3 separate regions of the Homo sapiens genome follow, and regions 1 and 3 are each linked to region 2. Evidence: chromatin contacts called from ENCODE Hi-C or POLR2A ChIA-PET data. All regions are on one chromosome and are shown on one strand. The core of a region is the stretch at or near the end of the contact, and the rest is flanking DNA. Distances in the headings are between cores, read along the strand shown. Region 1 holds the start of SRCAP (Snf2 related CREBBP activator protein). Region 2 holds the start of VKORC1 (vitamin K epoxide reductase complex subunit 1). Region 3 holds the start of ITGAX (integrin subunit alpha X).

The links. Hi-C counts contacts between places; a loop is a spot of excess contacts on that map. ChIA-PET counts read pairs that join two places held with the same protein, here RNA polymerase II (POLR2A). Pooled maps may share reads with other maps.
Region 1: a loop to region 2 is called in a map of naive thymus-derived CD4-positive, alpha-beta T cell, with 28 times the contacts of the local background. The contact joins the promoter of SRCAP here to the promoter of VKORC1 in region 2. A Hi-C loop is called at or near these places in 1 of 168 maps with a recorded cell type or tissue (naive thymus-derived CD4-positive, alpha-beta T cell), 1 of 37 single-sample maps with no recorded cell type and 10 of 50 pooled maps. POLR2A ChIA-PET finds 5 or more read pairs at or near these places in 2 of 52 experiments (activated T-cell and naive thymus-derived CD4-positive, alpha-beta T cell).
Region 3: a loop to region 2 is called in a pooled map, with 6 times the contacts of the local background. The contact joins the promoter of ITGAX here to the promoter of VKORC1 in region 2. A Hi-C loop is called at or near these places in 4 of 37 single-sample maps with no recorded cell type and 6 of 50 pooled maps. POLR2A ChIA-PET finds 5 or more read pairs at or near these places in 1 of 52 experiments (A673).

Annotation. Positions count from the first base shown.
Region 1 is chr16:30,697,668-30,701,182 of GRCh38, forward strand. It overlaps SRCAP (Snf2 related CREBBP activator protein), which reads left to right and starts at 1,504. Exons shown (of 34, transcript NM_006662.3): 1 at 1,504-1,575; 2 at 2,241-2,314; 3 at 2,949-3,211. The coding sequence starts at 3,158. It overlaps LOC730183 (a long non-coding RNA gene), which reads right to left and starts at 1,393. Exons shown (of 2, transcript NR_144637.2): 1 at 1,214-1,393; 2 at 40-264. RefSeq lists enhancers at 315-404, 435-624, 1,281-1,575 and silencers at 745-1,154, 1,295-1,524.
Region 2 is chr16:31,093,328-31,096,603 of GRCh38, forward strand. It overlaps VKORC1 (vitamin K epoxide reductase complex subunit 1), which reads right to left and starts at 1,470. Exons shown (of 3, transcript NM_024006.6): 1 at 1,230-1,470; 2 at 1-94. The coding sequence starts at 1,402. It overlaps LOC124903680 (zinc finger protein ENSP00000375192-like), which reads right to left and starts at 2,678. Exons shown (of 1, transcript XM_047435012.1): 1 at 1,557-2,678. The coding sequence starts at 2,051. The coding sequence ends at 1,557. RefSeq lists enhancers at 1-403, 1,584-1,763, 1,794-1,843, 1,894-1,943, 2,459-2,638.
Region 3 is chr16:31,353,911-31,357,126 of GRCh38, forward strand. It overlaps ITGAX (integrin subunit alpha X), which reads left to right and starts at 1,266. Exons shown (of 30, transcript NM_000887.5): 1 at 1,266-1,381; 2 at 1,983-2,088; 3 at 2,715-2,818; 4 at 3,121-3,191. The coding sequence starts at 1,345. RefSeq lists enhancers at 528-657, 848-1,037.

The DNA of each region.
Region 1 (3,515 bases), core at 254-2,753, 400 kb before region 2:
GCAGTTAGGATTAAAAGAAATAATCAAGGCACCAAGTAGTGTCAGTAGAAGGTAGCTGTTATTTATTGTTCTATTCTGGGGTAAAGGTATCAGATTCTCAAAGGGATTCTTAATCTAGAAAGTTTGCGAAGAGATGGCAAAGGTGTTTGAAAGCTATCAGGAAACCATCCTCGCGTAAAACGAAGCAGCGCTACAGAAGTGGGCTGCCATGGGAATCGGGAGGCCCAGGTTCCACTGCTAACTTGCTGCAGCTTACTGGGTGATCTGTAAATAAAAAGGGAGGTGGCGGTGGTCCGAGCTGGCAGCCGCAATGCAGCCCCAGGTAGATCTAGGGGCAAACGGTAAAGGCGCTCCGAGGAAGGGCGAGCGCGCAGCCTCTGGGAGACTACACCTCCCAGGCTGCCTTGCGCACCGTGCTGCACCCTACGCTAGCACGCGAGCCTCCCCGTTCCCCCACCCTCCAGTTACTGTCTCTCGCGAGAAGACGGGCCGCGCCGGCGATAGCGATTCCGAGCGAGTGGTGGTGGTAGTGGTGGTGGTGGCGGCCGAGACGGCGGCGGCCATTTTGGTGAGGCCTCGGGAGCGGCAGCGGCGGTTCGCTGGGAGTAGCGTCTGCCCTTTTTCCCACCCACCGTCCGCATCTGTGTGCTGCGCGAAGAGGCAGTGGAGGCAAGGCGGTGGCAGTAGCCGCAGTCTCCAGGGGAGTTTAAAGGCCGCGAAGGCGGTGGCCAAGAGGGGGCCCTCCCCCCTCCTAGGCGGGAGGGGGGGTGGTGCGCACGCCCCCGAGGACGCAGGTAAGGAGAGGGAGACAAGATGGCGAACGCCCCACAGTTCCCCCTCCCATGACGGCTGACTGCGCGCGCATCTTTCCGCCACCGCCTCCCCCCCACCTTCCCGGGGTGCTGCGCGCGCACCCTCAGCCGGGGCCCCGGGGCCGGTGCGCGAGGCTGTCGGCGCGCGCCCATAGAGACAGACTGAGGGGGTCAGGCCGGCCGGCGCTGGGCCCCGGCGTGTCTCCTCTCCCTTCCCGCCCTTCTGCGCACGCGTGCCTGAGCGAGCGAGCGAGCGAGCGAGCCCTGAGAGGACGGACCCAGGTGCGCTCCTGCCCGCCCACCAACCCAGTCACCCCTCAGGGGCGCGCGGGAAGAGGAAGGGGGGCGTGGGACGAGTAGTCGGGGCGCGCGCCCACCACATCTAGCCGGGGGACCAGGACCTGGTGGCACGAACCCTCCCTTCTCTCAGCCTTTCGCGGTCGGGTGATGGGGGGGCTCCCTGACGGGCTTGGATGACGAGCTTCCCAGCCCCGCGACCCTTGTGTGCGTGGGCTCGGGTTCTGGCGGGAGCCCCTGGGCCGTGCGCGCAGCCGGCTCGCTCCGCCTCCAGCCGCGCACGCGCGGGCCCCTCCCCCGCCCGGCGCGCACGTTGGGTGGGGTGGGAGTCTGGAGGGGGCGGGGCTATCTCAGGGCTAGTGGCAACTTGGGCAGAGGTCAGGGGTCACGCGAGGTCAGTCCGTCGGGAGGGCTAGGGAGATGGTCACGAAACCTGAAGTCAAGAGTTAAGGCTTGTTGGCTTCTGGTGAGCTCGGGTCTTGGGAACGTGTGGCGGAGTAGGGAGTGAATCAAAGCCGGCACTGTGGTTTAGGAATTTCCTTAAACACTGGGGAAGCATTTCCGGGCCTCCTGCGGGTTCACACTGCCTGTTTCCGGCGCGTGGTTCTTGGCAGTGCGGCCTCTCGCTTTTGACTGCTCCTGAGTCTCCTTTTGCTGTGGTTCTTGTATTTGGGGAAGTGTCTCAAGGCGCAGGTATGGGATATACAGCGCCCTGCCCTGAATCCTGGGCGGATTTTCCTGTGACCAGCCTGTTTGTTGACTCTTCCCGGGAGTTCCACTCTCACTTCTGCGTTCAGCCCTCACTGGAAAGGCCCGCAGGCAGGTAGCACCTTTCTGAGGTTCTGGATGTGACAGCTTTTTTTTGCTGTATTTTTTTTTTGTCTTCCATTCTGTGGTTGGAGCCTTTACACTTAAAATTTTTGAACTTTCTTTCTTCACTCCTTTCCTGCTCCTGCCCCCAGGCAGGATCGTATGTCCCTCCGGAATTCACAAAACATGATTTGCATTTCCCTGAAATGTGAGATTTTCCTACTACTGTAGTTTTTCTGTTTCTAGTCTTTTAACTGATTTGGGTATATTTAAACGTCTCAAAAAACTGGAGTAAATAATACGCTTTGATGGATGTTTCAGGTGTGATTCCCTTCAGTACGGCGGCACCGTGGAAGTGCAGACTTTCACAGGGGGTGTGGTCTCAGCTCACACAGGTGAGGGATCTGCTACCATTTTGTGTGCTGATGCTAATGGGAGAAATGTTTGAGATAAAGCAATTATAGGTCCGTATTGGGGATTTTCACTCTAGAGAAGCATGGGAATGTTTGCATGTGATTTTTCTGTAGAGGGTTTGATTATAGTACAACAACAGAACTGAGGCTGTGGGTTGAGGAAAACGTGGTCAACCTGGCTCTACCAGGAAGAGTAGCAGGTTTTCCTTGGTTTTGGCATCAGACTGTGGATTGAAGCCCTCCTATCACTTTTTTACTGTGTAACCTTCCGCAAATCATAAGGTCTTAACTTCGTAACTTACAAAACAGATTATATTAGAATGTAAGCTACATTTAGGTCGGGAATCCTTTCTGCATGGCTATATCCGTTGTGTGTAGGAGGAAGTCAATATTTGTTATGCTGTGAAAAGCACTTGGTTTTTAAGGTAGGTGTGAGGATTATAGAACACATCAAACAGGTACTAAAAGTATCTTATACATAGTAAGTGCTCAAGAAATGTAACCTGTAATTTCTGTGTTTCTCTTTATTCAGTGTTATTTCTGGTTTTTTAAAAATACTTTTTCATCCCCTTTAACTGCATTTCTGTCTTTTTTTTTTTTTTTAACCCTACTTTAGGTGCTCCAGAGGCTGGTGGACCTGAGCGGAGGCTGGGACGCCCTGGTGGGCCCCGGGCCCTGGAAGGCGGGTCCCGGTGGCCGGTGGCCCAGAATGAGGCCAGCTCCCAGCATGCCCTGCAGCCGGACGCCAGCCCCTCGGCCAGCAGTACTGGTGATAACAACCCAGTCATTCTTCAGGCATCCAAGGGGGAGCCTGGGAGTGGGACCATGCAGAGCAGCCCCTCCCCTGCTCACCCTCAGCTCCCAGTCCTACAGACACAGGTTTGAAAGTGGGAAGAGTTCCTTCTCTGCTTCTGCTTTGTGGATTGTTGAGTGTGAGGCAGAAGAAATGTGGCAGGGGAATATTTGTGGAGAGTTTTGGAGAATCTTTGGTGCTCGGGGGCTGGGCTGTAGTATATCAGGTCTGTTGGATACTCACATTCCATTTAACATTAGTGTAATATTATCTCCAAGAGTGTAAAAGCGCCTCGTTACCTGAAAAAGGTTGAATTAGGCTAGGCTGGAAATGGAGGTCGTGGCACCATGCTTCTAATACCATACGCTTTAAGAATAGTTTAACTTCTAT
Region 2 (3,276 bases), core at 220-2,719:
TGTGTAGAAGATGCAACCGAATATGCTGTTGGATTGATTGAGGATGCTGTCCTGTCCCAGCACATGCTCCACCAGCCCGAAACCCCTGCCCCACCTGGCAGAGGGGTGGGGTGGGGTGGAACCAGGTTAGGACTGTCAACCCAGTGCCTTGGACCCTGCCCGAGAAAGGTGATTTCCAAGAAGCCACCTGGGCTATCCTCTGTTCCCCGACCTCCCATCCTAGTCCAAGGGTCGATGATCTCCTGGCACCGGGCACCTTTGGCCACGTCAGGATTCCATGTCACTGACCCTATCCTCCCCTCTCCCCAGACCAGGCCCGGACGTGGCTACTCCGTAGGCCCTGCTTTTCATCTTAGACCTTAAGTAAGTCTCTTTTTTTTTTTTTTTTTTTTTTTTTTTGAGACGGAGTCTCACTCTGGCCCAGGCTGGAGTGCAGTGGCGCGATCTCGGCTCACTGAAACCTCCGCCTCCCGGGTTCAAGCGATTCTCCTGCCTTAGCCCCCCCGAGTAGCTGGGATTAAGGCACCCGCCATAGCGCCCGATTAATTTTTCTATTTTTGGTAGAGACAGGCTTTCACCATGTTGGCCAGGCTGGTCAACTCCTGACTTCAAGTGATCCATCCGCCTCGGCCTCCCAAAGTGCTGGGATTACAGGAGTGGGCCACCGCGCCCGGCCCTTAAGTAATTCTTAAAATGGCAAGGCTGGTATAACGGTTCACTCGGTTTTGCATCAGAGACTGGGAGTCGGGGGCAGATTATCTTTGCCCTGGACCCCAGAATCTCCAGCTCCCTGGCCACTCACTCGCCTCCTCTGTATTCCGTCATTATGCTAACGCCTGGCCATCACGCACAGCCAGACCGGGCCACCTTGTTCCTGGGCGCAGCCATCGCCAACACCCCCCTTCACCTGCGCGCCGTCCTTGAGACCATCGTCAATCTCTACCGCCATCCTGCCTCCCCGCCTTTCCTGGTCACCGTTATTCCTTGGCATCCAATTCACGTGCGAGTCCCCGGAATAATCCCAGTCCCCAGCACTGTCTGGTCCCTTGCCTCGCACTCTTATTTCGAACACCAGTATCGCTGGGTAGCTCAGCCCCTGTGCAACGACCCCGCGAGCAGTCCAGCCCCGTGTCCGTTCCCCGGGCACACCGATCCCAGACTCCAGAATAATCATCTGGCATCCTGGCCGCCCTGCTCCGAGGCCCCACGCCTCCCACTCCCGTGCACACCTGGAGGAGAAGACGCGCGAACAGCTGATGGCGGTGCCCACGTCGCAGAGCGCGCGGTAATCCCGGTCCCGGGCGCGCGCCGCCTTCACGTGCAGCGCGTAGAGCGAGAGCACTAAGCCCGTCAGGCAAAGAGCGAGCCGCACCCAGCCAGGGCTCCCCCAGGTGCTGCCCATTATCTCCAGGTTCCGCCCGAGGCGCCCGCGGAGAAAACCAGCCACGGAGCAGGGGCCGGGCGGCGAATGGCCGCGCCCCTCCTGGCCCTCTGACTCGGCGATTGGCCGGCCGTGCTCGCACTCCACGACCCAAATGGCTGTTCCAGGGCGCTAGTCAAGCGGGCGAGTTAGGAAAACAGCGAAGAATGCCGGGACTAGTGAAGCGGGTAAGGGACGTGCGGAATCGCGGCCCCAGCGGCTGCCAGGCATGATGGGAGTTGTAGTCGGCGCGGCTGCAAGGCATCAAGGGAAATGAAGTCTCCACAGATTTAAAAACTGTTGGCCGGGCACGGTGGCTCACGCTTGTAATCCCAGCACTTTGGGAGGCCGAGGCTGGCGGATTACCTGAGGTCAGGAGTTCAAGACCAGCCTCGCCAACATGGTGAAACCCCATCTCAACTAAAAATACAAAAATTAGCCGGGCGTGGTGGCACATGCCTGTAATCCCAGCTACTCGGGAGGCTGAGGCAGGAGAATTGCTTGAGCCGGGGAGCCGGAGGTTGCAGTGAGCCGAGATCGTGCCACTGCACTCCAGCCAGGCCGACAGAGTGAGACTCTGTCTCAAAAAAAAAAAAGAAAAAAAAAAGTGTGTTAGTGTGGTTAACAGCATTTGCGCTTACCCTATGCCAAGTCCTGTTGTAAGAATTGCAGCATCCGGGACCTAGAGACCAGCGGATCAGGGGATCCAGCGAATACGGCGATCCGATTCGGGAACCAAGCATTTCCCCTGAAACTATTTCAGGCACCATTCGGGCTGCAGCCTCCCATCCTCCCGGGTCCTGCCTCACCAGTGCTTCCTGGTGGTCGGTCTCCCTTTCTCCCATACATTCACAGAACCACTCCTTTGGCCACACACACCCTTGACAGTATCCTAACCTCTCTACTATCATGGCGCCCGCCTGGCAACACCTGAGCTTGCATCAACTCAACAGTCAGTCTCTCCTTTCCAAGCTGTGGGCCAGATGAGGTCTCTCCTTCACAGACGTCCCATCTGATGGTGACCCATCTCTCCTACACCTTCAACCTCTCCATCCTCCCCATCTACACTGCAACTTGTTTCTCTTTCCCATCTCAGAAACAGCAACAAATCTCCCTTCACTAAGAGGTCCTTCACCAGCCTCCTCTCCCGGCATTATCCCATCTACCCCTCCACATTCAAGTTTTTGGAAAGATTCTACACTCCCAGTCTCTACTTCCTCACTTCTTCCTTGCTGCCCACGCCATAAACTAGCTGCTGCCTCCAGCATTGCCCTGACACCTAGTGGCTGGTGTCACCAAGACGCTAGACCCAATGGTTATTTATTTATTTATTTACTTATTTTGAGACGGAGTCTCACTCTGTCGCCCAGGCTGGAGTGCAGCGGTGCCATCTCGGCTCACTGCAACTTCCGCCTCCAGGGTTCAAGTGGTTCTCGTGCCTCAGCCTCCCAAGTAGTTTGGACTACAGGTGCCTGCCACCATGTCTGGCTAATTTTTGTATTTTTAGTAGAGACAGGGTTTCACCATGTTGGCCAGGCTTGTCTTAAACTCCTGACCTCAAGTGATCCACCCACCTCGGCCTCCCAAAATGCTAGGATTATAGGCGTGAGCCACCGCACCCGGCCAATGGTTGTTTTTCAGGTCTTCTCTTGCTTGACTTCCCAGAGGGATCCCTTACTGTTGCACCTACCCTTCTGGGAACTCTCTTCCTCTGGCGTCTGTGATATTTCCCTCTCCTGCTGGCTCCTCCCTCTCCAGATGCTGTTTCTCACATCTACTCTCTTCTAGAGAGTGTGGTAGACAGAATAATGGTCACCAAAGATGTCCCTGCATGAATCCCTGGAACTTGTGAATAT
Region 3 (3,216 bases), core at 16-2,515, 260 kb after region 2:
CCATATAACCCACTTTCTAAAATGAAAATGTGAAGATCTCAGTCCCCATGAATTCCCTTCAATGCTGTCCTCCACTCTCAGGACAAAATCAATGTGTCTTCACCAGGTGTGGTGGCTCACACCTGTGATCCCAGCAATTTAGGAGGCTGAGGCAGGAGGATTGATTGAGATCAGGAGTTTGAGACCAGCCTGGCCAACATGGGGAAACTCTGTCTCTACTAAAATTAAAAAATATATATATATAAATATATATATATATTCAGGTGCAGTGGTGCAATCCTATAGTCCTGGCTACTCAGGAGGCTGAGGCAGGAGGATCCCTTGGGCCCAGGAGTTCGAAGCAGCAGTGAACTATGCACCCACTGCACTCCAGCCTGGGTGGCAGAGCAAGACCCTGTTTCTGAAATTAAAAAAAAAAATTGATGTACATTAGGGGGGCTTCCACGGCCTGAGGCCTGCTTCCCCTTGCTTTCCTCCCAGTGGCCCTGACCTTGTCTCTTACAACTTCCCACCCTGACTGTCTGGTTCCCATTGCTGATTTCACACACAGACCCTCCTGTCCCCTGCCTCATCCATGTCTGGCTGCTCTGTCATCTCCCAACTTTGGTTGCTTTCAATGCTCAGCTCAAGCACCACCTCTTTCAGGAAGCCTTCTCAGAAAGCCACACCTTCACAACCCGGGTGAGGCACCCTGTGGTCTCTGTGCTTCCCCCTCACAGCAATGAACTTGCTGTTTATACATCTGCCTCTCCACTGACCCCAGGGCTGGTGCTTTGTGGTTTATATTTTCTTCCCCACCTAGCAGAGGGCTTGCATCTCCAGGCTCAAATTAGGCTTCTTGAATAAATGATGAATAAATGAGTGAATGAATGAATGAACAAATACTCGCTCTGTGCTCCTCCTAGGGACCCGGATGCCCCACTCCTTGGCCCAGACTTTCCAGGTCAGAGTGGAGGGCTCCCACCAGGGTTTCCTTTAGGGTCCTGAGGGGTTGGCATCTGCCCAAACCCCCTCCAGTCTGGCTGAAATTTCAAGGTCAAGGGGTGCCTTCTGGCAGTCAAGGGTGAGCCTGGGAGGGGCAGGGCAGGGATTTGCATCCATCTAAGCAAAGGGCATCAAGCCAAGTCATCTGATGAGAGTGACTCCGGTTGGGGGGTGGGGGCGTGTGGGAGGCCGAGCCTGTCCTCGGATCAGTTGCGTACTCTGCCCGCCCCCTCTGACTCATGCTGACAATCTTCTTCCTTCCCCTGGCCACCTCTCTGCCCACTTGCTTCCTCAGTACCTTGGTCCAGCTCTTCCTGCAACGGCCCAGGAGCTCAGAGCTCCACATCTGACCTTCTAGTCATGACCAGGACCAGGGCAGCACTCCTCCTGTTCACAGGTGAGCCTGGACCCCAATGAAGTAGGGCTGGGGACCCAGGCCCAAGGGAGCCAGGGCCCTGAACTGGGGGCTCAGGCTGGGGGGTTAGGATCTGGGTAGGAAGAGAGACTCAGTCAAGCCTGAGGGGGAGGCAGGCACATAGGGTCTGAGATTTGGAGTTTGTGGAGGGAGAGGATATTGATGAACCAATTTTGGGAGAGTTCCAGAGATGCTGGAAGAGAGGCCAGTTGTCTCTGTACTGCAGAGATTTTTAAAATAGGCAGAATGCGCCAACTTGTGCTCTGTGGACAGGATGCTTTGGTCCGCAAGTTTTCCTGGACTCACTCTCATAGCGCCCGAGGTGCACGTTGGGGAAAGATCCTTTTTAGAGCCTGGGTACTGCTCTGCAGAAATGGAGAACTGCAACTCGATAGTGGATGGTGGGCAAGGGGCATCCCTGGACCCTGGGAAGGAGAGAAGGGGATGAGTTGGGTGTCCAGAAGACCCAGGCACCCCGGGCATCAGGCTCGGAGGGGAGATTGGGACGCTGGGGCCGGGGGTGGAGGGCAGCCAGGCAGAAGGAAGACCCTTCTCCAAAGCTCTCTTCCCACCTCTTTCCCAGCCTTAGCAACTTCTCTAGGTTTCAACTTGGACACAGAGGAGCTGACAGCCTTCCGTGTGGACAGCGCTGGGTTTGGAGACAGCGTGGTCCAGTATGCCAACTCCTGGTGAGGCCCAGGTGGTGCTGGCCTTTGGCTCCATCCATCCTCTCCCTGCTCAGGGCCCCATGCCCCCGGCCCTGCCCTGTTATTTGCAAACTCTCCTCTCTGTCTGGTGTAGCGACTGCCCTGGCTAATGAAGATTTGCCTTGAAGGCAGGCACGGTCTCACAGCTAACATTTACAGAGCAGTAAGTGCAGTGCCAGGCTCATCACAGGTGGATGCTGATTTAGTCCACACGACAGCCTGTGAGTAGGAATCAGTCGTGCAACAAACACTTATTTGTTTTTTCTTTCTTTTTTTCTATACATTTAAAAATATATAGAGACAGGGTCTCACTATGTTGCCTGGGTTGGTCTCAAACTCCTGGGCTCAAGCAATCCTCCCGCCTCAGCCTCCCAAAGTGCTGGGATTCCAGGTGTGAGCCACCACACCCAGACTCAACAAATATTTCTTGTCTCCATACGCCAGAGAATCCAACAGACAGAAATCCCTTCCACATGGACTTTAAATTATTAAAATCCATCTTGCAGATGAGGAAGCTGAGGCTCAGGGAGGGAACGCAAACTTGCCGGAGTGGCAGCTGTGCTGCAGCGTCCACACTCTTACCTAAAGTGTTCTTTGTCTCCTCGCAGGGTGGTGGTTGGAGCCCCCCAAAAGATAACAGCTGCCAACCAAACGGGTGGCCTCTACCAGTGTGGCTACAGCACTGGTGCCTGTGAGCCCATCGGCCTGCAGGGTGAGTCACCGCCCCTCCCGGGACCCAGGGCCGGGCTCCCAGGCTTCCCTGCTCCAGGGGCCCGTGGACTCACCGGAGTGTCACTTTCAGCTTCCACTGTGTCTGAGACCCTCACCCTCAGATATGCTTCCTGGCCCCTTAAGGCCTCCCCGCCCATCGCACTCCCGCAGCTCTGTCAAGACCCGACAGCTTCCTTCACCGTCAGACCTCCTTGTCTCCCAGGTGGAGGTGACCCCTGCCCAGCTCTTCCACAGCCTTCTCTGTACCCCCGAGAGTGACCATGCACATATCTGTCCCCACAGTGCCCCCGGAGGCCGTGAACATGTCCCTGGGCCTGTCCCTGGCGTCTACCACCAGCCCTTCCCAGCTGCTGGTGAGTGGCCCTGGGTCACAGGAGG